2 separate regions of the Homo sapiens genome follow, and region 2 is linked to region 1. A link is a contact called in ENCODE Hi-C or POLR2A ChIA-PET data. All regions are on one chromosome and are shown on one strand. The core of a region is the stretch at or near the end of the contact, and the rest is flanking DNA. Distances in the headings are between cores, read along the strand shown. Region 1 has its middle 39 kb from the start of TMEM40. Region 2 holds the start of LINC02022 (long intergenic non-protein coding RNA 2022).

Region 1 (3,204 bases), core at 624-3,123:
CGCCTGCCTCGGCCTCCCAAAGTGCTGGGATTATAGGCAAGGTTCCTTTCAATTGACCTCAAGCCTATATTCTTGATGAATTTCCCACACCAACACTCTTTGGTTGGAGTAAAAACTAAAGGAAATAATTTGGTAAGATTCAAAGGCAGCTGTCAACCCTTGAGGTCACTGTATCACTCATTCAGTGAGTCATTTAGTCACTCATTCAATCAGTCACTTATTCATTCAGTCAGTCATTTAGTCATTCATCAAACTTTTTTTTTGAGACAGAGTCTCGCTCTGTCACCCAGGCTGGAGTGCAGTGGCATGGTCTCGGCTCACTGAAACCTCCGCCTCCCGGGTTCAAGCGGTTCTCCTACCTCAGTCTCTTGAGTAGCTTGGACTACAGGCACGCACCACCATGCCTGGCTAATTTTTTGTATTTTAGTAGAGATGGTGTTTCACCATGTAGCCCAGGCTGGTCTCAAACTCCTGAGCTCAGGCAATCCGCCCACCTCGGCCTCCCAAAGTGCTAGGATTATAGGCATGAACCATGGCACCCGGCCTCATTCATCAAACTTCTATTGAGACTTCACTCTGTGTGCCAGGCTCTGCTGAGACTGAGATGAGTAAACACTTACTGGCTACCTGACTGTGTTTTAGACAAGGGGTAAACAAAGCCAGCCCAAAGTCTTAGCAATTCTCAGTGAGGTGATTTTTGCCCTGGCCACCATCCTGCCGCACCACCAACCAGGGAACATTTGGCAATGCCTGGAGACACTTTTAGTTGTCACAACCATGGTGAGGAGGGCGCAACTGGCATCTGGTTTGTAAAGGCCAGGGATACTCCCAAATGCCCTGCAGTGCACGGGCTAGGCCTCCATAACAATGAATTCTCCAGCCTCAGACGGCAATAGTGCTGAAGCTGAGAAACTCTGTTGTAGCTTCAACTCTAGTGGAGGAAGATGGAGGTAAGAAAAATGTGTCAGAGGGTGCTAAGTGCTATGTAAGAAGAGGGGGCTGGGCACAGTGGCTCACGCCTGTAATCCCAGCACTTTGAGAGGCCGAGGAAGGTGGATCACCTGAGGTCAGGAGTTTGAGACCAGCCTGGCCAACACGGTGAAACCCTGTCTCTACTAAAACTACAATAATTAGGTGGGCATGGTGGTGGGTGGCTGTAATTCCAGCTACTTGAAAGGCTGAGGCAGGAGAATCGCTTGAACCCAGGAGGTGGAAGTTGCAGTGAGCACTCCAGCCTGGGTGACAAGAGTGAAACTCAGTGTCAAAAAAAAAAAAAAAAAAAAAAAAGCAGGGGACAGGGAGTGCTGGGGAAGTGCTCACTGAAAAGATGACGTTGGGCAAAGGAAGTGAAGGACTAGCTATGCGGCTGTCTGGAGGAAAAGTGTTTCAGGCAGAAGGAATAGCAAGTACGAAGCCCCTGAGGCAGAAACAAGCAGGGCAAATTGGAGGAGCAGCCAGAAAACAAAGAAAATAAAATATTAAAAAAGGATACATACATACAGGTAATAAAACTGTAAGGAAAGTGAAAAGATAAACACCTGCTGGGGAGAAGGAGGGAGAGAAGCAGGGCCAGTGTCTAATGCGCTGGCAATGCTTTGTTTTTGTAGGTGGTGGTTACACAATAGATACACAATATCTATTTTCCAAGCTGTATGTATATCCTAGATACTTTTCTGTATGTTATATTTCACAATAAAGACGATTTAAATCATGTGTTAGTCTTTACTGTTTGCTCAACTGTGGGTGCTATTACAGGGCATAGACACAAGAGGGGGCGCTAACCAATGAGCAGCGGCAAAGCAGTGTTTCCTAGCAACGGGGAAAACGTTGAAGCAGAAACTTCCTTCAGAGTGGTTAACTGATGGATTCTGGCTGCTGCCCCTGACAGGTCGGCCAGAGTCCACTTCGCACCCTGGAGGCGTCTCTGCAGGGTCTGGAGTGTCACTGACTTTTGTGGGGAGTAGAGCTCTTCTCCCAAATGCGAAATCGGGTCTGCAGAACACGAGAGGTTGCTCCCTTGTGCCGCGGAGCTTTCTTCTCCTGCCAATGTTAGATAATAACGACGTCCTCATTAACAGATGCCATTATTAATATCATTAGTAACAGAGGGCTCTTATCCGTAAGACTCCAAACAAGTCGTAGTGTTTCCCTCGAAAAACGGAGGAAATTAAAGAATGGAAAGGAGGGACCTTGCCTCCAGCCTTCTAAGACCTCAGGTCTTCTAAGACCTCAGGTCTCTCTCTCTCTCTGTCTGTCTCTCTCTCTGTCTCTGTCTCTCTCTGTCTCTCTCTCTCTCCTCTCTCCTCTCTCCTTCTCCTCTGTCTCTCACTCCTCTCTCTCCTCTCTCTCTCCTCTGTCTCTCACTCCTCTCTCTCTGTCTCATACGCACACAAAGAGAGAGAGGTTTTTCAAGATTTGGGATGCGGTGGAAGTTTTCAAGATTGCTGGCCGGTCATGGTGGCTCACATCTGTAATCCCAGTATTTTGGGAGGCCGAGGGCAGATCACCTGAGGTCAGGAATTCAAGACCAGCCGGGCCAACATGGCAAAACCCCGTCTCTACTAAAAATACAAAAATTAGCTGGGCGTGGTGGTGCGCGCCTATAATCCCAGCTACTCTCAGAAGGCTGAGGCAGGAGAATCACTTGAACCCGGGAGGTGGAGGTTGAAGTGAGCCAAGATCATGCCGCTGAACTCCAGCATGGGTGACAAAGTGAGACCCCGTTTCAAAAGGGGAAAAAAAAAAGATTATTGACAAAGCAGAAGGTTTTATGATACACAGGTAAATATTAGGTAAATTTGAGGCTGAGTGGGATTATGGTAATGAATACCTACACTGTTAAAAGAAGTTACCCCAGACTTTATCTCACTTGACTTTACAATCACTTTGGTACCACTCCATTTTGGAGATGAAGAAACTGAGGCTTAGAGAGGTTAAACTGTGAGCATGCCAGAGCTTTCCTCCCAATCCAATTTACTAAAGAAGAAGTATTAACTAGCTTTTTTTTTTTTTTTTTTTTGAGGCGGAGTCTCGCTCTGTCGCTCAGGCTGGAGTGCAGTGGCGCTATCTCGGCTCACTGCAAGCTCCACCTCCCGGGTTCACGCCATTCTCCTGCCTCAGCCTCCCGAGTAGCTGGGACTACAGGTGCCCGCCACCGCGTCCGGCTAATTTTTTGCATTTTTAGTAGAGACAGGGTTTCACCGT
Region 2 (2,919 bases), core at 316-2,815, 170 kb before region 1:
CCTTCTTCCCGTAGCACCCCCAGTGTCACCTCTGCTAACTGGCAGAGGAGAACATTGACAAAGTCCAATGCCATGATCACAGAGCAAGGCGGTGAACAGTGGCTTTGGAGCTGAGAGACAAAAAGGCTCTAACCCAGCTACCATATGACACTCAGCTTCCACATGCACCTTCCACGCACATGTGAAATTCAGAACAAGCAAGCAGCCTTGTGTTTCCACCTCCCAAGATACAGCCACACTTCAGATCACGAAGGGGTTTTCTCACCCCTTGCCCACAATGAGGCACAGTCCCTCAGTCACTGTGTATGGGGTGGTGGGGGGGCGGGGCTCTGAGTGACTCCTCAGATTCCATCACAGCGCTGCTGAATATTCTGTTCCCTGAAGACTAAATTGTAACGTTACCTATCGACACCTGTATAGAAAGTGAAAAATGGAAAGAAGGAAATAGCACAAACCAACTAACACGTGTGTAACCGGGAAAGTGAAAGTGAGTAAAGCTACTGCAGCCCTCCCTTTGCTAATGGAAGGCACAGCTGTGGGTAATGTCTGTGGCTTCCTTCTTCCCAAACCCATTCCATTGTCCCCTGCCCTCATACAGACCTAAGCCGGTCAAGTTTCTTTAAAATTGGTTTTATAGAGAAACCGTCACCCAGGCTGAAGTGCAGTGGCAAAATCATGGCTCACTGTAACCTTGAACTCCTGGGCTCAAGTGATCTGCCCACCTTGGCCTCCTGAAGTGCCGGGATTACGGGCATGAATCCACTGCACCTGGCCTCAAGTTTCTCCTATGTGGGGTGTGACTGAAACCATCATTCCTAAGGACTCTGATTCTTCAACTGTCCTTTTTTGGCTGCTAGAATTTCCCACGAGCCATTACCATTGGGTATGGATATACCAGAGAAGCCCCTGGGTTCTTGTCCCCATTGCGTAGCAAAGCCTTGGTGACTGGGATCACTCTCTCCAGCTAGTAGAGAAACCCTTTTGCCTCCCATTGCTTCAGTGGCCTGGGGAGCCCCACATGGCCAGGGGAAAGTCTCATCTTCCAATGCACTGGAACCATGCCAGATTTCCTCTGGGGAAGCATTCCCTCGTAGAAACTAAGACCTCCAAACAAGCAGAACTCAAAGTTTCTGGGGCAGGAAGCAAACATTCCGTGCAAGGGTTACTAGGTAAGAGCATGAGAGGAGCCCCTGCCACCTGCACCCCCAGCTGCAGACCCCTGCTGGGGAGGAGACAGCACCACGTGGTGGTCTCTGGCTCACAGCATGCACCGCTCCCTGTAAGGCAGAGCCCTGGCCTTCTAAGGCCATGTCCCCAGGTGGCTGTGTGCTGTGGCTGCAGTGACCCATTCCACCTCTACATTAAGCTGCTGCTGTCTGGTGACGGTGGATGGATAGGAAGACAAGTTACAGTTTGAGTTTTTGTTCCTCCTTGGGGGCTTAATTGTAGGTTTTGAACATGTAAAATACTTGCATGGCTCACAAGTCAAAACCCCATGCAAAGATATTTTCATCCCCTCCCCCCTTCTTACCGCACCCCGCAGAGCTCTATGCTCATCATTTTTGTGAGTTCCCAGGTTCATCGTGCCCTGTTTCCGTTCGCAAAATTAAGGAAAGATGTTCAGACACCGTCGCCTGGCCGTTCATACACAAAACAACTCGCGCTGTGTGTGCTGCCCCACTTCCTGCCACTTCACTAATGGCCGCCCATTACCCATTTGTTGACTGTCAGCTCCAAACCTCCCCGTCCTTCCCTCGCTGTGTGAGGACAAGGCTGAACTCCGTGTCATTTGCCAGCTGGCCAGTACCCTTCAGCCCAGATCTCTATGCCAAGCAGTCTGAAATCCTTCTGAGCAACCACTACACCACCTCCGAGGTCAGGGTCTTTGGTGTCCCAGAGGTTCTGGAGAACTTGGAGGTGAGTGGCATCTGCATGCCTCAGGACAGGCCGGAGTCAAGGGCGTCAGGAAGGGCCTGGAGGAAGAGGGAATGTGGCATGGATGTCCTGGGCCAGTTCTCTTTAAAATTTATTTTTACAATTAGAATTTTTAAATTGAAGTACTCTTTTTCCGTAGCACTACTGCTCTCTCTCAGGCTGCGTGATTGTATTAATTGTTCCGACCTCTGCTGGTCTTCCCCAGCTACAAGTTAAGCTTGTGGGGGCAGCACTGAGAACCCAAAAAAGGCGCCAGTGAGCATGTGGTGCGTGGCATGGCAGAATTCGGTGCAGGAGCGTCTGCCACACAGCAGGGAAGAAAGCCCTAATCCCTGCTGGGACAAGTCCCCTCTCTCCAGGCCTCACTTCCTCCATGACTAAGTCACGGGGTGGGATTGGTGGGTGAATGATCCCTCAGGCCCAGAGCCTGGCAGGCTGGGAAGAGTTCTGGGGTGAGAGAACCAAGGAGTTCCTCAGCATTTCCGCCTGCTCCTTCCTCCTGCCTTACTGCAGCCCGCGTGACCGCGTGTTCTCCCGAAAAGGCAGGGAATGCTCAGCATGGCTGATGAGGGAGGAGGGCCAGCCCGCTGGCAGCTGCTGGAGACCAGCCATGAGCAGAGCTCGGGCTGCTGCCTTACAGAGGTAGTGCTTGGTGATACTTCATGTTGGTCCAGCTTTTTTTAAAGCAGCACTCGATTAGAATTGAAGGAGCTTGAATTTGATTCCGACATTCATATCAATTTGCCCTTCCCTCAAAAAACACCCTTAGTATAGACAGAGCTTCCCAACTCTGCAGACTACATGCCGTCCCTGAGCAGTGCCCAGGTGTCCTTACCTGCTCATGAGGTGTTGTTGAGGTGTTGTGTTTGTAATTGGTGGGTTCTTGATCTCACTGGTTTCAAGAATGAAGCCGCAGACCCTCATGGTGTTACAGTTCTTAAAAGCAGCGTGTCCAGAGTTTGCTCCTTCCGACCTTCAGATGCG

What was found. Hi-C counts contacts between places; a loop is a spot of excess contacts on that map. ChIA-PET counts read pairs that join two places held with the same protein, here RNA polymerase II (POLR2A). Pooled maps may share reads with other maps.
Region 2: a pooled map shows a loop between it and region 1 (3-fold over the local background). The contact joins the promoter of LINC02022 here to the enhancer-like site in region 1. A Hi-C loop is called at or near these places in 2 of 168 maps with a recorded cell type or tissue (chondrocyte and naive thymus-derived CD4-positive, alpha-beta T cell), 2 of 37 single-sample maps with no recorded cell type and 12 of 50 pooled maps. POLR2A ChIA-PET finds 5 or more read pairs at or near these places in 5 of 52 experiments (OCI-LY7, PC-3, activated T-cell and 2 more).

Annotation. Positions count from the first base shown.
Region 1 is chr3:12,718,805-12,722,008 of GRCh38, reverse strand. No RefSeq gene overlaps it. Among named protein-coding and RNA genes, the nearest start is that of TMEM40, 39 kb to the left of the region's middle. RefSeq lists an enhancer at 1,934-1,983. Within about 2 kb of position 1,873, at least 2 of the 41 ENCODE cell types and tissues checked have a DNase peak (open chromatin) inside an H3K27ac peak, as active enhancers do.
Region 2 is chr3:12,883,857-12,886,775 of GRCh38, reverse strand. It overlaps LINC02022 (long intergenic non-protein coding RNA 2022), which reads left to right and starts at 1,565. Exons shown (of 3, transcript NR_136189.1): 1 at 1,565-1,917. LOC105376956 (a long non-coding RNA gene) reads right to left here. Exons shown (of 5, transcript XR_940601.4): 4 at 2,771-2,919. RefSeq lists enhancers at 1,506-1,595, 1,686-1,815.